3 separate regions of the Homo sapiens genome follow, and all the other regions are linked to region 3. Evidence: chromatin loops called from intact Hi-C (ENCODE). Cell type or tissue: dorsolateral prefrontal cortex. All regions are shown on one strand. Links, peaks and the distances in the headings refer to the core of each region. The heading gives the core; the rest is flanking DNA.

Region 1 (7,759 bases), core at 2,284-6,283, 56 kb after region 3:
GATAAGTACACCACTGTCCTGATTTTCTCAAATGCCGTCCACCCCATCTTTTCCTGATCATAGCTTCAGCTACAAGTCATTGTCTTTCTTTTTTGAATTCCACGGCATTCACCCATACCCTTTGAGTGGCCCTTATGTTTCTGCCTCATAATGGAGCCATGTTCTCTCTTTCTAAACTGAGAGCTCTCCAACAGTAGCAGGCTCTTTGCTCCATGATAACATTTTCCCCAGTACCAAAGCCAGGGGTTTCCACACAGTAGATCCTTGGACATTGCACAAATGTTGGCACAAAAACATTTGGAATCACCTTTAGAATTTGTAATCAGCAACATAAGAAGCCACATTATATACCTTATTTGTTTACCAGAAACATTTTTACCTAGCTTAAAAATTCCTTATTTTCACAATACTTCAATTTCAGTAGATTTACTTTTTTTCTGAAAACCAGGGTCCCCTTAATTTACAAAGATTTGCCACCTTTAATGATATTCATGGAGCGGTTTTGAGTTGGGCAACATTGTTAAATTAGCATTTTAGCTTTCAAAGGAGCCCACGGCACAGATGACCCTGCTGCTATGTAGAGGACGGCATGTTCAAAGGCCTGCTCTTTCTTTTAAAAACGTGTCTTACTGTTTTGTACGTATAATCTGCGTGTGTTGGAACTCTGTTTCCAAATCTGTCCACTGGCAACTAGGTGACCCTCTTTAGAAGCAAGCTTATTGGCCTCTCAAAATGCAAAGAAATATAAGACCGTAAGTTTTCATGATCAAGATAAACCCTTTGCCAGGTAGAAATAGTTTTATTAACTCAGAGCCGAATTTCTAAAGCCTTCGTGTCTCTCAAATACCAGCTTTAAAATGATTTATAAAGTTTTAAAAGTAATTTTTATTGCTTATAAACAATTTTGAAAACACAGAGAGGCTAAGGGTAGGAGAAAATGACATATAACCCAAAGATAATGACTGTGAATATTTTGGCGTATTTTCTGTTGTTTCTTTTTTATTCCTCCCAATCCTCCCCAAAATAATTTTTATTATCATATATTTTCTCTCAATATTTATCACAGTAGTCCTCTTTCATTTAGACATAATCAAGTGGTTTTACGTAATAGCTCCTATATGCCCCTATGGATAGGGCCAATAAATCCTACTCATAACCTGCAGACCTAACTTCAACAGAACAATGTTTTACTTGATTATTTATTTGTTTGTCCGTAATAATAATCAAATGGCAATGAAGAAGTAAATGGAAGGATTTTTCAGGATGTTATAGATGGCCTTTGTTCCTGCTTTTGCTGACAGTCAAATATTGTGCGTGAATATTCCTTTCCTCAGTAGCAAAGCTCCTGGGAAAACTCCTGCCTTTTGGTTTCCAGCATCTTTCCTTTCAGCACCATTACATTACTCTGTACAAAATTGAAATGCTCAATAAATGGCTGTTGACAGACTGGCTGTCCATTAAGTTTCCAAATCCTGTAGTGTTTGTTCCTAATTCACTATCCTTATTAGAAGGCACAGTGAATTCTATAAAGCACCGTAAATAGCCAGTTTTATTCATCTAAGTTTCATTTTAGGCAGATAATGTCAAATTAGATTTAAAAAAAAAACAACCTTGATTTGTGTCTTGTAAACAAGGCTTCCATATTCCTGCCTTGGTTTTGTCTTTGGAAAGTCCTCTGAAAGTGTAGGTAAAATGGGGAAGAGGCAAAAAGATACATAATATTTAAGTTTTGAAACTCTTTGAATATATCAATGGCAATATAATTATCCAACACTTTGTAGTTACATTAGAAAATAACTGTTGTTTTGTAACTAGAAGTTGGTCAGGAAATAACTTCTATTCTTTAAGGTCTTGGGGGATCAGGAAATATCCTCAGGACATATTAAAGCCAGTGTGTCAGGTGATTTGAGTATTTTGAAGCAGTAAACACTCAAAAGTAGCTTTGGTAAACTTGGTTTCATCTTTATGTGTAGTCTTAAGATAATCTCTACCTCCTACATGTCACTATGTTAAAAATATTTCAGTTTAAATTTTTTTTTCCTGATGAGATAATAAAGATTTCTATCTTGTCAGGCTTTTTTAGAACTTAAAAAAACCCATTGTCTCTACAGTATTTTCAAACAACACTTGGCTAGGATTTAGAGCCATATCTTTGACCTGTGCTTTATGAAGAATTTTCATTATTCAGTCCTATAGACTGAATAATATGTTAATATTTAACATATTAAAATTCACATATTAAAATTTATTTAAAAATAAATGCATACTGTTTGCTTTTTAAACTGCAATTGTAAAGCATGTTCTTGGTTTTCAGTGATAAAGTAGACTACCATTTAATGTTAGCATGCTGTTGAAAGTAGCCCTTTCATATGTTATTGGGAGAGTCAAACTTTAAGTCTAACATGGAATCCCATTTGTGGTGCAGGAATCCACGTACTGAGTAGGTGATTTGTCTCCTTCCTGTGCACGTGTACCTATATGAATATACAGGCTTTAATGACATCTCTTTCAGATTCATTCCTGAATCACCTCGTTGGTTATACTCCCAGGGTCGACTGAGTGAGGCTGAAGAGGCGCTGTACCTCATTGCCAAGAGGAACCGCAAACTCAAGTGCACGTTCTCACTAACACACCCAGCCAACAGGAGCTGCAGGGAGACTGGAAGTTTCCTGGATCTCTTTCGTTACCGGGTCCTGTTAGGACACACTTTGATCCTGATGTTCATCTGGTAATTATACTAAGGCGTGTTCTGTTGCTCTTTAACTAAGGTTGCTCGAGCTTCTCTTGATATCCTGCTCCTTCTTCAGGGTACAGGGAATTTTACCTCTTTTGTTAGCTTGAGGTTGTTTTCTCAACAGCAAGTCTCCTGATCCTTAGCGCCTGGTTTTCTGCTTGCGCAGCCCCGTCTTTCTCAAGTAGCAGATGATAGTGCCTGATGGGCAGGTCCACTGAGCTTGAGTAAGTAGACATCAGAAGCACATCTTTGCTTTTGAGGTATTTATCATAAATATTTAAGCCTTCCTGCCCCTTCCCCTGCAAAAAAGGAAAGAAAGCAAATAAGCATGGTAGAAATAGATGAGTTTTTAAATAGGACTTTAAAAATACTTACCTTTGGCACTGGCATCAAGCAGTTTGCTAGCACATTCTGATTGCGGTGCTCCATGCTGCATTTTCTGTGGCACTCCCACTCACTAACTCACTGAGGTGGGCTAAATATGATCCCTTGTACAGATGGGACCCCAGGAGTTTGAAGTGATGAACCCTAAGCCACATATGTAAATCAGTGATTGAACTGATGAGCACTTTCTGAACCTGATTTTTCTGGTTGTTTAGCTTATTCCCACCTACCTTTCAAAATGCTCTCAGCGTGAGTGTAAGTTGCATTCAGCGGTTCAAGATGGTTTCATTTAAAGAATGAAGTTGTAGAAAGAGGAGAAATGGATGGGTGCATACAATTTGTGGATTGCACATGTGTTTTGATATTGTACATACTGCTAATGTGCCATAAGTGTTATCTGGGCAAAATCATACCTACTAGCCTAAAGGACAGTTGTGCTGTGGCTTATATGTATTTGCCATGAAGCCTGCATGGAGCCCTACATTTCATGCAGGGATAAAGGAAAGTGATTTTATATGAAAGTGATCTTATGTATAAAGCTACAAAGAATAGTAGCTTTAGAATAAGAAGCTGCAAAGATATTTTTCTATATCATATACTCTTTTTCTACCCAAGCAGTGGCTGCCACCTGTATGGTTGGGGGCCATGTTAACCAACTGCTGCTTTCCCCCACAGAACCATCACAGCACTAGGAATATCACAGATGCATAATAAATGTTGAGGCTTGGAGGCATGGAGATTAAGAAAACCGTTGAAAGCCAAACCTGACAACACAACATAGGAGCTGCTAATTTGAGGTTCTACCCATTCAAAAGCAAATACTTACAAAGTATGTTCAGGTACTTAGGGCTCCATAAAACTTTACATTTGTGTATCACATAGACAGTCAGTCAACCTCTGCCTTGGAGGAACCACCTACTTGTTGCAGATTATTCACTATTTTTATTTTTTCCCCCATGTATATTAACTTCTGGGTTCTGGCCTTCAATGGATAAACAAACAAACAAACCCTAGACTTAGGGCCAGGGAAACTGTCCCTGTTCATTTTATTTCTTACACAGCCAAATAAACTTCTTCCCTGAGGCTGAGAATGTTAAAACATGTGATAATAGAGACAGTCACTCCACATATTGCCGTTCTTTTTGAAGATGCTATAAAATTCTAAAATCTTCTCTGTGGATCTGTCATTCAAGAAAGCCTTAACTGGGGATTCAAATTATACCTCTGTGTTAAACATCTGTTCCTTTAGTTATTTTCCACAATAGTGCCTTTTTAAATAATTATTTGATGCTCTAAATATACTGTTAAATATTATGCAAGCATTTTAGATTTTGTTTGGGGGACATAAAGAGGATTGAAATGATTTTAATAGCTGTAATTATGGATCCCAATGACCAACTCTATGACGAAGGCAACTTGCAGAGCAGAGGCCCAGCCCTGGGGACAATGGGCCTTCCATGCTTCATGCTCTCCCCGTTCTCTCTCACCACCAGCTGGGAACTAAATTCCACTATTGTCCTGAACTGGCTTGTCTATTCTTGCCCTGACTTGATACTGTCACAGCTTGATTTAAATAGGGGTGTCTCTGTGTGTGTGTGTGTGTGTGTGTGTGTGTGTATGTGTGTGTGTGTGGCTGGAATTTCTATTGTAAATGCAGAACAGACACAGAAAACCAACTGGGAAACAGCATTATGTAAATGCTGTTTCTGCAGGTGTAAGGGATTTTAAAAACGTTTTAGAAAACTGCATGGATTTAAATTTATTTTGCCTTCTGCTTTCATGCAAGATACCTGGGAGACAGTGAGAACAGACAATGCAGTGTCACCTTGCATCCTTACATGTGATGTCCTGGCTACAATCCTGCCCGTTGTCCTTGGTATATGAATAACACTTCATCTCAGTAAGAAATCATGCATAATACTTCTGGCTCATTTGCTAGGGAGGGCTGGACTACTAACCACTCCAGCTTGAGGGTCCCTTCTCTTTACATCTCTCTCTTCTTACATTACTACAGCCTGGGGTACTTGGCCCACTTCTGAGATTAAGCAGAGATGGAAATAAAACTTTCCCTTTCCTGACTGATCTCATTATAGCCACAGCTCATTAGAGTTTCTCTAAGGAAAACTAAAGGGAAGCAAATGAGAATGTCCCCTTAATAAACACTGATCAAACTGTGTTGCAAAAGCATAAAACCTGATGAACTTAACAAAGCTTCGGTGTTTTACTGCTTGTATAGAAATTTGTGGTTTACCAAACATATTCATATTTTTGTAAAGCCCAGTTTCAGGGTTTTATTTTTGTTCATTCTATTCTATTTTGTTTTGTTTTATTTTAATAATGCAGTTTCCTAGGCATAGAAGTTCCTACTACCACCATTACTGTGTTTGAGGAAGCCCTGATTTGGATCTTTAGGTTGGCACTTGGCTTCCTCAGCTCTTTAGTTCTTGGATTGTAGGAGAGAGGCTTGGTGCCTAGCACTATGCCTGCCACCCAAGAGGAGCTCCCTGTTTGTTTCAGGAACGGTGTACATAAATAAATTAATGGCTTTTTAAGTGACCCTTCCTCGGTTGTTCCTCCTAGAAGATCCTGCCTTTGCTGTGACCTTTAATTTTTCTTTCCTGTTCTGGGAGTCTGTATCATGTGCACCTGCTGAATGCAGGATGGGGTTAAAACCTGCAATGGGAAGTGTCTGGATCATTGGGGATTGGAGTGCCAGTCATTTTGGGCCTGCAGGTGACCCACTGAAGATCCAGTCACTTCTCAGCTCATGTTCTTAAGGCCATCTTCTGTTGGCTTTCTCCATGGGAGTTCTTTTCTAGAATCATTTCAATAATATTACAACTATCTATAACAAGTGTTCCATAAATTGTTGCCTTAAATAAAGAATAGGGTCATTGTGTTCTATTAATTGCAGAAATGCTTGCTGAAAGCACATGCAATGTCTTTCCTCTTTAAGGGGCTGGCCATCCATTTGATTTATATAACATATAGACATAGCTCAAATTATTTCCAAACCCCCATAATTTTTTTGTTTTTTCCTAGTGTTGAAATTTAGATTAAAATAGAAAAATTAGTAGGAGAGACAAGCTTATTGCTTACAGCAGATCAAGCAATTATATTGAACCAATATTTGAATCTCCTCTGGCAAATTCTTATGTACTTTTCTGTTGTCCTTCTTGTCTTTTACCTCCTGGTCCTTTGACTCCCAATTGCAGGTTTGTGTGCAGCTTGGTGTATTATGGCCTAACTCTGAGTGCGGGTGATCTAGGTGGAAGTATTTATGCCAACCTGGCCCTGTCTGGCCTCATAGAGATTCCATCTTACCCTCTCTGTATCTACTTGATTAACCAAAAATGGTGAGTAAGTGTGGATGAATATGAAGTGCACCGTAGAGAATGCACACATACACATATGCCCTCTGATACACATGCATATCTATATGGTGTTGTCTTTGTATGCAGTATCAGCTGATTGCTCTGTGGTGATTAGAGTTTCTTTCCATCTAAAAACAGTTAGAATTCATTTCTTAGTGCAGGATTTCTTGAGTTTCATGTTTACGAGTTTTTATATAGATTTCAATTCAATATTGAATATCGAAATCCAAGATAGTATTGAATATTACCATCAGAGGGTTTATGAGTAGTCTGTATGTAATTTGTTAGTCTCCAGAGATGAGATTATTAGTTCTGTGTAGATGAAACTCTATAAACCCAATTAGCAATAAATATTTAGAAGTTCTTACAAGAAGACAAATAATTGAAGGAACTAGAAAGACTTTTCTTATCTTCTGTGGCCCATCTTACTTTGTTGAGGAGGCAGAAGATAAAACCTTCTTTTGCTACTCATTGTCAGTGGGCACAGTTTTGAGATAGATTTTAAACGTTATTTTATAGAGCACCCTTTCCTCAGTTTTTGAGATTGCTTCTGTTACTTAGTGCCTGACCAGGCCACTTAAAAATCCCATTCTGTATGAGCTGGGAATCAGTTGGATTATGCCATTTCTTTTTCTCCAAAAATCATCATTCCAGCCAAACTCAGAATTTCTTTGGTGTTGTGCTTAATGCCCTTGTCATGAGGTTTTAGTCTAGAGTGTTTTGAAGGGCAGGTTTGGATTCTGTTAAATTGAAGGCTTGTCTCCCAGGGAGTGTTCCCAGTTGCCTCTGCTGATCCCTGTGATAGAGGCTACAGCTTACTCTCATCATGATCCAAGAGCTGGATCAGGTATTGTATTCAGAAATCTTTCCCAGCACCCCCAGTTGTGCCAGATGCCTTTCCTCTGTGCTGCTCTAGCACCCTGTGCATACCTCTGGGGCCACTTAAAAGTGTTATAAGGAAGCCGTCCATGGGGGTATCTTATGTGTCTTTGTATCCCTGGTGCTTGCCTAGCATGGTGTGTGTTACTTGAAAGGCCTTCCATATTGACTGTTAAATTAAGCAAAATGACCTGGAAAAGAACACTCAAGACCTTCTTAGCGCCCCCCAGAGTTAGGATTGAAATCTGAAGCAGAGGGAAGGAATGCTACCTTTGTGACCAGGCAGACCTGAATTCAGATCTAGTCTTTGCCATGTGTTCGTTTTATGACTTTGACAAGTTTCTTCACTAAGCCTCCCTTCGTACTTATCCCCAAACCAGGGATTGTA
Region 2 (7,324 bases), core at 1-4,000, 140 kb before region 3:
CGCCCTGCTGACCAGAGAGAACAGGTAGCGAGCTTCTTCCCCGGCCGTCTCTCGAGGCGGCCGTCTCGCTGGGCCACCGCAGCCTCCGCCACCCGAGCGACGGCGCCCGTCCGGATCCGTAGCGTTTCGCGGACGCCGGGACAGGCGGCCCCCCGCGGCGCACCCCGCCCTACACGTCCAGGACGTGGTTGAGATAGGAGATGTAGCAGATGGCCAGGCGCAGGATCTCGATCTTGGAGAGCTTCTTGTCCGGGGGCAGCGTGGGCAGCAATTTGCGGAGCTCGGCGAAGGCCAAGTTGAAGGCTTCCACGCGGATGCGCTCGCGGGTGGCGTGGGCCGAGCGGTACTTGGCCGTGGCGCGCCGGCGGCGGCGCTTCTCCTCGCGGCTCAGCTGCTGCGGGTGCGGGTAGAGCGCGGCTCGGCTGCCGCCCTTGCCGTCGCCCTCGGCCTCCTCCACCGGCTCCAGGTCCGACACGCTGCCGAGCACCTTGGTGTCCGTGCCGCCCAGGGACTCCGGATCCGAGTGCGCCGAGCTGGGATGGTCCGAATCTGCTGCTTGGTCCGGACTCAGCATCATTTTGGAGGCTGAGGAGGGGTCGGAAAATTAATCAGTAAAAGGAATCAGGGTATTTTGCTGGAAGGATGGCTGCCGAGGCCTACCACGCCGGTCCTCCCAGCGGACGCGCGGCCCGGGCCCCCTCCCCACAGCAGGCCGGCGCGCGACGCGGGAGGGCGCCGATAGGATCTGGCCCGAGGGCGCGAGCCCTGCGCCTCGCCCTGGCGCGGGAGCCGGCGGGGACGCGGTTGACCCAGGCCGCATACTAGACTGGACACCTCGACTTGCAGACGGCCACAGCGGGCCTGTGGCCCTGGGCCTGGGGAACAACCGCAGGCCTGTGGGGTCGCGACTGGGTTTTTGTGCCTCTTCCGGCCAAATGCCAACCGCGCTATTCCTCCTCCCTCCCTTCGTCCCCTTCCCGGACAAACGAGCGATTTCGAACAACGAATACATCTGGGTTTTCACGGGGGCGGGGAGACGCGGGGTGCACTTCTCGCCCCGAGGGCCTCCGGCGAAGCAACCCGGCAGCCGCGGCGCCCGAGGGCCTGGCGCTGGTCTGGGGCTGCGCCGGGGGCGCCTGGCTCTGGGGTGCGGCCGGTCAGGAATCCCCATCCTGGAGCGCAGGCGGAGAGCCAGTGGCTGGGGGCGGGAAGGCTTCTTGGACCCCTCGCGCTTCTCCGAAATCGTAAAGAAATGACTAAACAAACGTGGGGGAGCCTTTAAAAAGAAAATTGACTCCGATGCCCTCGCAGGCTCCCGGAGCACCATCTGTCACGCAGACAGCCACACACATAGGGGACCTAGGGACACGGCGACGTGGGATCAGACAATGCGCCCGGCAGTCTGGCGACCACCTTGCGGGAAAATGCCGGCAGCCGGGCCGCTGAGGGAGGAGAGGATGCAGAGGGAAGGGAAGAGAAGGGAAGGGCCCGGGGCGGGGCAGGCGGGGACTAGCGGGTGCAGCGCGTGTTGTCCCGGCGGGAGCTGCATCTCTGCCGGCAAAGTTCGGGCGCTCCCGGAACCGGAGCTCGGCAGGCTGCAGCTGTCCCCGGGTGGCCTGGCCAAGTCCGGGCATGTCGGTGCTTAGCCTTCCTCTAACTTAACTGTGCCCTCTTGGAAACGCCACCTGGCCAGGCTTCTCTGGGGCGCCTGGAGCACTGGCCCGGACTGTGCGCCTTCTGGGAGGGGGCCGCTCAGAACCGCTGGGCTTCCGGGTAATTCGGGCTTCGAGAAAGGGCCCGGCAGGAGGAGAAAGGCCCCTGCAGGGGCTGCACGCACCGCCCCTGGGCGTCGGGAGTGAGGACCAGGCTGAGAACTCGGGGCCCCGGCGTGGGCAGCCTCCACGACGCTCGGCACGGGAGAAATCCGCGTCGGCGACGTATAGGAGCGTTTGCTTCTAGAGAAACAAAAGCAAGGGGATGGGTGATCGGTTCCCAGCACCGCACTTGCAGAGGAGCGAATTGGGCCAAAACAGCTTTAATTTCCCTGCGAGGAAATCAGGTCCTCTACGGCAAAATAAAAACAAATGCTCCCAGAGAGCTGCATGTGACTCCCTACGGGCTTTTCTCGGGTACGTTTATGAGTAGAACAACTTGCACCTACACAGTCAGCTTGAAAGGGCAGAAATAAATAGACGAGTAATGGAAAATCACAATAAGCCACTAAATAGTTGTAGTTCTGGTAAAAAGTTCCTGGGTTGCCCTCAAAGCACATTAAATTCTCCTCTAGATCTTTAAAAATATTCATAAATAGTATGCCGTGTATGCGTTTTATCTCTTTATGGAATGAACTGCATCTATAGATACAGTATGAATAATCTAACTTATTTCAAGCTGAAAAAAATTATTTAAAGGAGTCTTACCTTGCAAAAGCCTTTTTGATAATCTGTTCTCCAATCTTTAGAGTTAAAATTCCAAGGAATAGCGAGGGGAGATTCCGGAAAATATTAAAAGCAGCAAATATTTATTACATTCAAAAATGAAAAAGCAGCTGTCATCTCGCTGGTGTCCGCAGCGAGGGACAATAATATCTCAGGATGTAGACGATATGAATGATTGTTCACTTAGTTGATAGATTTTTTAAAAAACGCTTTTTCCTTTTAATTGTTCTCAAACATTGCAAGAAATTCGTTGATGATTTTTTTAAACGATGTGTTGAAAAGTCTCGTGCCTTTTTTCCTCTTCTAGGTCTCTAAAAATAACAAAAGAGATGCAGAGATAAACACAATCACATCAAAGGGCTGATTCCTCCACTTTCTAATAGCGGAATAATCAATAAGAAAGATGGTTAAGATAAGATTCCGCTCCTATCGTATGCCTTTCTTTTCCTTAATACGGCTGAGCAGAAACTGGGAAGTGCAGGACAGAGATGTGATCTTGCTCAGAAGTGATTTTTTTTTTTTTTTTGAGATAAGGCTTTGTTCAGCTGATATCTCCCCAGTTCCCAGGAACACAATACTGTAACTAGGAGCTAAGGTTGCCTCTTCCTCTTCCCTCACTTACTTGTATGTTGTATAAATAGACACCTATTTTCCAGTTTCAAAGTCTTTCAAGGTTTGGCTATATCCCCCGTCCCCAGCCCCTCTTCTCTTTACCTTGTAGCAAAATATATATAGTCAGTGGCTTGGAGATGCTTGGAGAAAGGTTGGTGAAAAGTGAACGTCTCCTGGAGTAACAGTGACAAGGAAGCAGAGAAAGACGGGAAGAGGGTGGGAGAGCCAGAGCAAAGAGGCAGAGATGCGTGTGTGGCTTCTGGGCTCTCCTGGTACCAATTGATTCAGCCTGGAGATGGTGGAAGAGATAAAGGCTTAGGAAGGGGGATGGAATTTTTTTCCCCTAAATTGATATTTAATGGGAAATCCTATTGGACAGAAACCTGGACATGAGTCACTTAATTGGACTTGACATCTGTCACAGTGTGGGAGTTTTCACAGCCCAAATATTTTAGCAGATCAGATTCCCACTGAATCTGTGCCATAAAATATAACAATTGAAAAGCAGTTCATGATAGAAATCTTAGCCTCTAAACAGTATCTAGCCGTAGTCAGGCTATTTCTCTTTTCCAGATTATTGATGAAATATTTAAGTACAAATAAACAATATATTGACTATCAAAGAATTCCCCTGGCATATTACAAAGCCACCACTTTCCCTTAATATTTAGAAAAATATTTGTGTCCAGAACATGGAAATATATACTATATAAGATGCTGCAATAAAGTATTTAGACATGCAACAGCCAACATTTATTAGAGATCATTTACATTTTAAAAGATACTTCAGTAAGGTTTGATTAAGCATATTAACATTTTTGAGAAATGATCTGCTATGAGACTAACTTATCAATAGATGGTAAGAACCTTTCAATAGATTAAGCCATTGGTGGAACTAGAAAGAGAATCCACATATTCACGGACCACGACATGAGATAATTCTACTTTTCTGTATGTTTGTTTTTCTCTCCACCCACTCATTCATTCAAGCTGAAATATGACATGCTACATGTGTTGATTATTGCACTTCATTCTTGCCCATCTTAACATGCTAATATATTGTACTGCGTGGCAGTGCTTGTGCCAAGATGTAAACACAAATTACCAGTGTGTCCCAGTACATAATGCCTTTGCCTTACATGATCCCATGGCCCTGAATTTGTATACCTTATAATAAAAAATAAAATCTAGTTCAATTATTTTGCCACTTTATGAAGATACTCATAGTTAATATCAATAACATATTATTTGTGATTATTTTAGCTTGTTTTGATCATACAAGCTTAAAGAAATAAAAGAGCATTACAGCCTTACTCCCACCCCGCCAGTTCCTAGGGGAACATTTGTGGAGAGAGGAGTCCTCACTTGTCTTCCTTAATTTTGCCCTAAAAGCAGATTTTATCACCAGGGGAGGCACATTGAGCAGCCCACCCCTGGGAGTGACCCTCCGGGTTTTTCATGGCTTCCACAAGTACTATTTGCCTTTGCCCACATTTTTGCTCCTTTGAGAGATTCCTGGACCACAATGGGGCAGGGGTCGGGGAAAGGAGGGAGTGCCTCCAACAAATAAGGGCACCAACACTCCCCAGCCTTGCTTCTGCCTAACCCCAGCACAGAGGTATATTTTAGATATCCCCAGAACGTTAAAGTGAAGATGGAAGCCGGTCCCATACAGGTGGCAATGGAAATGGGTGAGTGGATAAACACCCCAAGGTGGTGACAATGAAGGGAGAAGGGAGGTTTTCTCACTCTAGTTAGGAACAGCCAATGCTAAGCATTCACACACAACCAGAAGTGTGCACACAGATGCACACCCACAGACACCTGTACCTCCTCCCCCTTCATCATACAAGCTGGCTGGCTCTATTAGACCACCACACATCCATACTGATGGATTGAAAAAAACTGGTGGGTCTAATCACCATAGCTCTAGAGTGGGCAGCTGCTACAGTGGGAAAGGACCAGCATCTCTGGTTCCCCTGGTGTTGGGGAGTCATGACAGGGTGTGCCTATCAGGGCAGGTCCAATTCTGCTATGGTGTGTGTGATACCAGACAAATTCCCTTTTATGTTCAGGCTTACTCATTCTATACCAGCAGCCAGCATACACAAAAATTAATGCTTACAGAAGTAAGCCTGTATAAACAGGTACACACTCAGATCCATACTTAGTGATGCCTAGCCACACTGTCATAGACACAGACATGGATTCACATTCACACACACACATTCTTTCTTCCATCAAAGCCTCCCCCTCCCCCACCCCTTTGCCTTTTCTAAGACCTCCCTGGCACAGATGGCCCCTCCTTCTGTGCTCCATAAGCACTCCTTTCATGTCTCCCTTAGAGACTACATATTGTGTACCGTGATTCTTGGTTCTTGGTTACCACACTGGTCTCTCTTCCTAGGCTATGATGCTTCCAGGGGAGGTCTGTAGCTTATATCCCCAGCACTAATGTCTGAGCTTGACACATTATAGGTACTCAGTTCATTTATGATGTGACTCTATGTACAGAGGTACCCCAGATATTTGTAACATAGAAACGCTTCCACTAAAGGACACCCATGGTTCAGTTCTATCAATTTTCTTTCCTGTAAAAATGAGAATAATAATATTGCACTTCTCATTTCACAGGCTCGCTATGAGACCCAATGTATTTGAAAATATTTGATGAAATAGTAAGCACCATACAAATTATGATATTATAGACTATAAGAGTAATATTAAATAATATTATTAAATGAATGGGGAGGTGATAAGTAGTGACTTAAAAAGTCCGGCTTTGTGGCTCTGTCATATGCTAGCTGTGTGAATTTAGTTGTAAGTTACTTAACCTTTTTGGACCTTAGTTTTCTAATCTGTAAAATGAGAATAATCAAAGCATGTTATGTAATGTTATGTCATGTTTTTTTCTGAAGGTGAACAAGATAATATATGTAAAGTGCTTAAACTAATGCCTAGAACTCATGTTCAGTAAGTGTTGGCTATCATTATTATTATTATTCAGTATAAATACATATTGAGGAACAGATATATATTGACATAGAAAAATAAACATATCCAGATATACTCACCCGTGTGTGTGTGTGTGTGTGTGTGTGTGTGTGTGTGTGTGTGTGTGTGTCTGTCCATAGCTCTGGTGGCCAAACTACAATGAGCATTTTCCATGTGTCAGACCTAGGTATAGTGACTTTGCTCATATTAACTTATTTAACCTTCACCACAAACCTGTGAGGTAGGTAGGTACTGTTGTCCCGATTTTGTGTATAAGAAAACTAGGACATGGAAAAGATGGTAATCTACTCAAGGTCACATAGCTAATAAATTATGGAGCTAAGATAGAGATTCAGGTGGTCTAAATTCAGAAACTGCACTCTCAGACACAAAGTACTACTGTTTCTGTCATTGTATCCTACACAGATATACTCACACAGAACTATTCACCAAAATGCATATGGCAAGGGAGAAATACACGTACACACAAAACTTAGATAAATGGCCACCTTTGCATTCAGGGGTGGTTAGTGAGTGATATGGTTTGGCTGTGTCCCCACCCAAATCTCAACTGGAATTGTACTTGCCATAATTCCCGGGTAGGAGGTAATTGAATGCTATTCTCATGAAAAGAGTAAGTTATCATGAGATCTGATGGTTTTATAGGGAGCTTACCCCTTTGCTCAGCTCTCATTCTTCTCTCTCCTGCTGCCTTGTAAAGAAGGACATGTTTGCTTCCCCTTCCATCATGATTATAAGTTTCCTGAGGCCTCCTTAGCCCTGAGGAACTGTGAGTCAATTAAACATTTTTCCTTTATAAATTACCCAGTCTCAGGTATGTTCTTATATCAGCATGAGAATGGACTAACACAGTGTCAGTGTAGTTTAAATACTTACTGCACATCTAGTGCTTTGCCAGATACTGTTGGACTACAAAGGCTTTGTAATTATTTGTTACTTTTATGAGACATCTGTTTCCAACCTATTTTTTAAAATTTTGTACCCCATAGATAAAAATTTAGGGCATACATACTGAGTATATGTATATTTATATGTATATACCCAATTATAACTACATAATATACTAGTACAGTAGTACATGTATAAGCTTTGTACATGTACTACTGTACTAGTATATTATATAATTATGATATACAAAAGATAAGCAAAGATATGATAAAAATATTTATTTTAAAATTTGTAAGTATTTATCAATAGATACATTTATAAATTTAAATATTCATATTTATTATTAAATATATGATAAACTTAAAAATAAT
Region 3 (7,759 bases), core at 2,276-6,275:
GCTATTCCAAAAGGGAGAAATAGGAAAGAAGAAAGGGGTAACAGGTCCTAAGTAAGTCTAAAACCCAACAGGGAAACCCTGTCTGGTTGCTTTGCTAGCAGCAGTCCCCACTTCACTTCTCACTGGCTAGGGTCACTGCACACCTCCCAATACTCTTGCATTGAGAACATCTGAATTTTGGAGGGGAAACATTCAAATGACAGCAGTGTCCCCCTAAATTAGTGTTGGAACCTAATACCAAATGTGATAGTATTAAAAAGTAGGGCCCTTGAGAAGTGATTAAATCATGAGGGCTCCATCCTCATGAATGGGATTAATGCTCCCATAAAAGACTCTGGAGAGCTCTCTTGTCCTCCTACTGTAAAGATGCGACAAGAAGGTGACATCTTTGAAGCAGAAAGCAGTCCTTCATCAGACACCAAATCTACCGGTGCCTTGATTTTAGACTGCCCAGCCTCCAGAACTGTGAGCAATAAATTTCTGTTGTTTATGAATTACCCAGTCTAAGGTATTTTGTTATAGGAGCCAAAATAGACTAAGACATATGCCTTAAGCAGAAAGAAACTTACAGGATGAACATAAAAAGACTATATAAGAATAAAAAGATTACAAGGAAAATACAAACAACAGAAAAGGTGATGCAACAATATTGATATGAGACAAAGTAAAAAAGACCAAAAGCACTAAAAAGAGCTATTTCATCACGATAAAAAAGATTCAACTAGTACCTTTATGAGCACACAGAGACAAAAAGAGAACTTGATAAACTCAAAAATGATATTAATTTTGGAAAATTTTGATATATTAAAAACTGATACATTCAGCACAGAAAAATTAAGTAATAATATAGACTACTTAAATAAAATTAGATCAACAAGTTTGATTAATAGTTAGAGAATCTTGCACACAACAAGTGGAGAATATATGTTATTTCAATACACGTGGAACATTGAAAAAAAAAAAAGGCTACGGGCTGGGCATGGTGACTTACACCTGTAATCCCAGCACTCTGAGAGGCTGAGGCGGGTGGATCACTTGAGGTCAGGAGTTTGAGATCAACTTGTGCAACATGGCAAAACCCCATTTCTACAAAAAATAAAAATGAGCCATGGTGGTGTCTGCCTATAGTTCTACCTACCTGGGAGGCTGAGGTGGAAGGATCACCTGAGCTGGGGAGATTAAGGCTGCAGTGAGATGTGATCAAGCCACTGCACTGCAGCCTGGGTGACAGAGAAAGATACTGTCAAAAAAAAAAAAAAAAGAATAAAAAGAGAAAAATCACATATTAGGTCACAAAAAATTAAAACAATTTCCAAGATTTAATATAATCTCTGTCTACAAAGCATATAAATTATAAACAACACTAAAAAGATGGTAAAAAAAATAGCAACCTTTAATTGGAAACAAAAAATGCACTAAAAATAGCTCATTGGTTAAAGAAGAAATGACAATGTCATGAAATATTTAAAAGTAAAGACAACAAAAGTACCACATGACAAAACTTGTCGGATGGAGCAAAGTCCTATAGAAAGGTAAGTACAACCTTAAATATAATTATTTTATTTATTTATTTATTTCTGAGACAGAGTCTTGCTCTGTTGCCCAGGTTGGAGTGTAATGGCACAATCTCAGCTCACTGCAACCTCCTTCTCCCAGGTTCAAGTGATTCTCCTGCCTCAGCCTCCTGAGTAGCTGGGACTATAGGCCTGTGCCACCACGTCCGGCTAATTTTTGTATTTTTAGTAGAGACGGAGTTTCACCATGTTTGCCAGGCTGGACTTGAACTCCTAACCTCAGGTGATCCACCAGCTTTGGCCTCCCAAAGTGCTGGGATTACAGGCGTGAGCCACTGAGCCCAGCCACACATAATTATTCTTCAAAAAGAAATATTAAAAGCAAAGAAGCTAAACTTCAAGTCATGTGGCTAGTAAAAGAATTACAAAGTAACAAAAGTAAAAAAAAAAAAAGGAAAGAATTCATATAATCAATGAAATAAAAAAATTCACAAAACTTTTTAAAAAATAATAAAGTAGACAAACCTCTGGCAAGACTGATAAGATTGGAACAATAAAGATGAACACTATTCAGAATGAAAAATGGGACATAAACAGTTAGACCCTTATTTTTAAAAATCCCAAGAAAACAATATGAACTAGTTTATTCCAAAAACAATTTCTAAACTAGATAAAATAGAAACATTTCTAGAAAAAAAGTGGTTCAAGAAGAAATGCAAAGACATACGAATATATCTAGTTATACACACCTATTTATCTTTACCCATTATCTATAAATCTGTAATAAAGAGGCTCCCCCTGCAAAACAAGCTAAGTCTAGATGGTTGCAGGAGAGTTTTACCAAACACTCACACTCATGTTATGAAAGCACTATAAAATCTTACTGCCAAATCTAGACATAAGCATCAGGAAGAAAAGAAAATTATAGGCCTAGTTCGCTAGTCACAGATGTAAAGTCCCTAGACAAAACACTAGCAAATTAAATTTGGCAATAAATAGCAATATCGTGAGCAAGTATTAATAGGATTTATTCCAGTAAAGTTCAATATCAAAAAAACTATTACCATAATGTACCCGATTATCAGATTCAAGAAGAAAAACAATAGGATCATGTCAATAAATGCAAAAAGCACTTATTAAACTTCAGCATTTATTAATAATGAGGATTCGTAGGAAACAGCCAAAGAAGGAAACTTTTTAAACTATTAATAGTACTTATACAGAAAACGTTTCCTTAAGTAAGAGAGAGAAAAAAATCTTAAGAGTTTATAGAGTTTACAGTTTCCAACCCACTGATAAATTCAATTACAGTGAGCATTCATTTAATTGCTAAAAAAAGAAAGCAGCTGACCAGTAAAGCCTAGCTACCAATACGCTGCAACAGACATCACAATTAACGGAAAATTTTGGAAGCATAAGAAGGATACTGGCAGGTCAAGGACACTAGCTGGTCGCCATTTCTATTCAATGTTAAACTAGAAGTCATGGTCTAGACAATGGAATACTATGCAGCTGTTAAAAAGACAACACATAATAAACAAAAAGGCAAATGAGGTTAGGAGGTGGAGGCATGAGGGGACTAACGCAGGTGTCCAGCGTCCCTTGGCCCTGCCACGCTTTTTTTTTTTAATTTCCACCTGACAAACTGCCGTTTATCCTTTAAATACCTTGGCAGCCATCACATCCTGCCCCTTCGTCTTTTGCACTTCCTTTGTACCTCGTGCATACTTCTATAAGCAAATGTATCCGACGGTTTTACAAGAATTTGCTTGCCTACCAGTGTACTTAACCCATGGCTAGCACAGAATAGGACTGGAAAGAAATGCTGCACAGACAGCACTTTTCTCTGAAGGCTCTAGGGCTCCCCAAGCCCCCGCATTAAACTGGTTTGGGCAAAACGACAGGCATTGCTGAGAGCCGCCAGGCCGCCCGCCAGCTGCGGGTCCCCTGTAGGCAGAGCCCTGGGTCACACGCGGACGCGGTCCCGATGTTTCTTCTCAGGCCCTCAGCCCGGCCCACTTCCTCTTTCCTCACTTTAAGGCGCAGACAGCGGTCCCTCTCAAAACAAAACGTACACCAAAACACCATTTTTTTTTTAAACAGGAAGTCCAGAGGCCCGGGTCCAGGGCATCCAGCCCCGGATCTCGAACGCCCTCCTCGCCCCTCGCCCCGCGTAGCCCGGCTGCGCTCCCCGCTCCCCGCCCGGCGTCCACCTCTCGAGCCTGACAGCCCCGCCGCCCGCGCAGGCGCCCCGCCCCGGCCCGGCCCGCCCCGGCCCCGCCGCCAGCGCTTCCATCCCCGCCCCGGCGGGTCCAAGCCGGTGCCGGGCGCCCAGGGGTTGCCGCGCTGGGCGGGAGGGCAGCGCCTGAGAGGGCGGTGGGGTGGCGGGGTTCCTGCGCGCGGCCCGCCATGGAGGTGGAGGAGGCGTTCCAGGCGGTGGGGGAGATGGGCATCTACCAGATGTACTTGTGCTTCCTGCTGGCCGTGCTGCTGCAGGTAAGTCCCCGCGGCCCCGCAGCCGCATTTCCCTCTTCAGGGCCGCCCGGCGCAGGGCTAGGCGTCCGCTCCCAGACCGCCGGGGCCGGGGCCGAGGCCGAGGCTCTGCAAACACCGAGGTGTGGCGAGCGTCGGGGTGGGGCAGGGGCGAGGCGCCGCGCGGTGGCCTGGGCCCGGCCGGCAGCGTCAAGGTCGCCGGCCGGCCTCAGAGCCTCTTGGGTTCTGCTGGGCCCTCCACCCCGCCACCTTGAGTGGTGGAAGGAGCGTGTTGGGGGAGGTTTCTCAGCCGCTATGCTGGTTAAGGAGGGATGCAAAATTGTGTTACCTGCCCTACGCTGTTGCCTATAACACGCTGCAAATATGAAGGGAATTGTTACCCTACCTGTGGCACTGTCACCTTGGAATCTAGGACACAGTCTTGATAATCTGCAGACAAAAGGTTGTGTCTAGGATCGCCTCCCTCTGCGCCGGGTGTCCTCTGCCTCTTTTCCTGGGCTTGAGGGGGCTTACTCTTCTAGGGGCTTTCAAAGCATAGGATTTATTTCCCTCTGGTTTAAGTTCTGCTGGCTCATTCGGCCCTGCGCCAGCCTTGGGCTGAGACTCCCGTGAGCCGAATAGTGCCATCTACCATGTGTGGTTATCAAATGGAATCACTTCTTCATTATAAAGAATTCTCAGAACCTACTTGTACACCCCAGCCTCAAAATATCGATTCCATATGCGAAAGGTCACTACAGATTAACTGCGCCAGGCAAGGATTAGTCCTTCACCAACTTAAATGGCTCATTTGACATTAGTCGCTTCTCTCAATATGCCAGAGGCATTTCATTCACAAATCCTTTCTTAGTATTTGCTGTGAGCCAGCCATTTTACTCTTTCCTTCAGTCATCAGGTTTAATACGGGCTAGGATGTGCTGAACATAGGGATGCCATGGTGGACAAATCATTGACTGCCCTCAGGAGCTTGCATTCCAGTGGCTGCGGGTGGGGCAGGCAGACAGTTAAGTAATTTAGTTAGCATGTGATGATAGTTATTCTGCAGGAAGTACAGAGTGGTCATGGATATAGCCACCAGTCCACAAGTTGCTTAAAGCTTGCATAAGACAGTGGCTCAACAGGAAGATGGGGGAAGGTAGGGGTTGACTTATTGATTAAAATGTTTGGAAGTTCAGTTGATTTCATCATCAGCCAGAAACGGTTCAAATGATGGAGTCAGTTCTTTTTCTAGCCGAACAGTTCTCAGCTCACGAATATGTGGTATTCTGAAGTTCTTTTAAGCTCGTTGTTTTAGCTTTAAACAAGCTTTCCCCAGGGAGAAAAAACGTTCAAGCTAAATGATAAGAGTATTTAATACCGAGAAAGAAGAATTGCAACCATGATGCCTGATCTTTATTTATAACAGTTTCTTTGAGAAAACCCTTTTTTTCTGTTCCAGCCATGAATTCCAGGAACATACATCCTTTCTTGAACAATCCCAGCTCCCCATCCCTCTATCCCTACCCTTCACTTCCTGTTATCATTTTCTTATTTGCCTAGCCAAGTATCCACTAACTTGGAGTAAGTTTGTCTTCAGTAGAGTGAGGTTCTAAAAAGGCCAGTGTTCTCGGTTTAGGACCTGTTAAGTTTCTCTAACTTACTTTTATTTATGGTTGACCCAGTTAGTTAGAGTTTGCTATCAAAAAGTTCCAAGCCCATGCCTATGACCGTTCACTAAACCTTGGATGATTTATGGTCAGTATTTGCGGTACAAGGACCAGGTCTTAGAGTGTTGGGGATGAGTGACTGATTGTTTATCTTATAGATGTGGGTGGGAAGATGCCCTGTAGCTGTGCTTATACCAGTGGAGGAGATGCCAGCCTAGGCAAAAGTGAATCCTTCACATGCTACGTGTTTTTAAGGACTCAGTTACCCCATTGAGATACATGATCCAGGGGGTTGTAGAGCCACCCAGAGCTACCCTGGGTATGAGAGTGGATATCCCCAAAGACCTCTCTACCAAGTCTGTTGTTGGAGATGTTTTGTATTACGGCAGCTGGTCTGTGGAGTGGGAGTACTGTGGAGTCCCATTGCTCAGTTGTATCACAGGTGATTTCATCATTCTTGGGGATGAGGTTTTGCTTCCCCCAGCAGAGTAAGAAGCCCTTTTTACACAGTTGCCTTAAATGAAAGGGGGTTTTTCTGCTTTTAAAATCAAAGGAGTTTTCGTACCATTGCCCAAGGAAGGGGCAGACCAACAACACAGCAACAAGGCCAGAGAGAGGGAGCCTCTGCTTCAGTGGGAGCCTTCTCCCCATCTGCGATTTGATAATGATTAACCCCAGCTGAGAGGCACAAAACCAGAAGGACAGAGGTGGAAATTTTACAGGCCTTTTAACATTTTCCTTCTTCTGGGACCATTATTATTATTTTTAAAAATGATTTTCCCTTTACCCCAAACACATCTATGTTCAAACTAAGAGGACAAAACCACATAGCAAAGCCAATTCTAAAGGGTTTTTGGTTAACTGTTTTCTTGAATTATTGGTACCATCATGTAGATCATCAAAAGTTACTTCACTATCCAGTTTCCTTTGGCTAGGAGACTTGCCCTCATACTCCTTGCAAACACAATTTTTGGAATCTCAATAGCATTCAACTTTGAGATAACTAAAGAACAGATGCAGATTTTGCAGATTTTTCCTCAGCGTAAGATGCAAATGCCCTGAAAATGGTGATATGTGGTATTAATGTACATAAACAAAAAGTGAAGGGAAAAAGATTGCCTATGTAAAAATGGTTGACTTATGAATAAACAATAAGCTTTACAGTTAGAAACATTCTTACCATCAAAATGTACTTGCTCTCCCTAGGATCAGAGCTATCTGCGATATTTAAATAGGAATAATTCTATTTAGCATATTACTGTTTCTCTTCTGATGGTGATTCCGAGTTGCTGCCATCGTCACTATTTTGTGTTTGTGTATGTGTTTGCTTGTTGTCTAGGCTCTCTGGAGGAGGAGGGTTGGAATACAATTCATTGTTTCTTGATTCCTTTAGACATGCAATGAAAATGGACGTTACTTCTTTGTTCTAAGCCAGAGGCTCCTGCTTTGTCATTTTCCTCAAAATCATGAATCGTACATTATATTATAATTTGCACAGAATTTAAAGCCCCCATTTACTATCAGGAACATGTAATCTATAACAAGCATTCACCAGCAAAATTGTGATGCTGTGCTATGAATCTCATCTTAGATTCTGGTGTTCAGGAATGCATTATTTTTATATATATATTAAGTATATATATATACTTAATAACCTTATTTTTTAGATCCTGGAATGACCAGTGCATTAATATTATCCATGCAATAAATAGCTTTTCTCAGCATTTTAGAAAGTAGAATGATTGCAGAAGAGGAAACTGTAATAGTCAACACACGAAAAGATGTTTTAACTTCAGTGGTCATCTGGGACAGGCATATTAAAATGGATATGAAATACCATTTCACACTTGCTATATTAGCAAACATTAAACAATCTAACAGTACAAGTGTGATGAAATGATAAATAGAAACTATACCCCATTTAGAGAACAATTTGGCACCATCTAGTAGAATTAAAACCTAGCATTGAACTCCTAGGTACACATCCCACATTGTCCCTTGAGCACGTGCATAGGGAGATATGTGTAAGATGTTTACTGCAACACTGTCTATTATAACAAAAGTTAGAACCACCTGACTTTCAAAACAAGACTGGATAAGATGTGG

What was found. Hi-C counts contacts between places; a loop is a spot of excess contacts. Peaks named below come from ENCODE experiments on the same cell type or tissue, not always from the same donor. Only the 100,000 strongest peaks of a DNase experiment are listed, where the experiment ranks them.
Region 1: it touches region 3 in a loop (4-fold over the local background); 4 of 110 quality-filtered maps call a loop at or near these places.
Region 2: it touches region 3 in a loop (9-fold over the local background); 8 of 110 quality-filtered maps call a loop at or near these places.

What each region holds. Positions count from the first base shown.
Region 1 is chr1:116,028,854-116,036,612 of GRCh38, forward strand. It overlaps SLC22A15 (solute carrier family 22 member 15), which reads left to right. Exons shown (of 12, transcript NM_018420.3): 6 at 2,513-2,728; 7 at 6,334-6,474. Among named protein-coding and RNA genes, the nearest start is that of SLC22A15, 56 kb to the left of the region's middle. In dorsolateral prefrontal cortex, for the core only: no CTCF peak of the experiment used is centred there; a DNase peak (open chromatin) is centred at 4,588; H3K27ac peaks cover 4,000 bases.
Region 2 is chr1:115,837,796-115,845,119 of GRCh38, forward strand. NHLH2 (nescient helix-loop-helix 2) reads right to left here and starts at 3,331. Exons shown (of 3, transcript NM_005599.3): 1 at 3,153-3,331; 2 at 2,421-2,749; 3 at 1-585. The coding sequence starts at 577. The coding sequence ends at 170. In dorsolateral prefrontal cortex, for the core only: no CTCF peak of the experiment used is centred there; DNase peaks (open chromatin) are centred at 216, 496, 876 and 1,546; H3K4me3 peaks cover 3,311 bases; H3K27ac peaks cover 2,357 bases; H3K27me3 peaks cover 4,000 bases.
Region 3 is chr1:115,972,705-115,980,463 of GRCh38, forward strand. SLC22A15 (solute carrier family 22 member 15) reads left to right here and starts at 3,809. Exons shown (of 12, transcript NM_018420.3): 1 at 3,809-4,010. The coding sequence starts at 3,924. It overlaps LOC101928977 (a long non-coding RNA gene), which reads right to left and starts at 4,572. Exons shown (of 5, transcript NR_125970.1): 1 at 4,393-4,572. RefSeq lists silencers at 3,656-3,885, 3,946-4,195. In dorsolateral prefrontal cortex, for the core only: a CTCF peak has its summit at 4,693; DNase peaks (open chromatin) are centred at 3,507, 4,007 and 4,577; H3K4me3 peaks cover 3,461 bases; H3K27ac peaks cover 3,588 bases.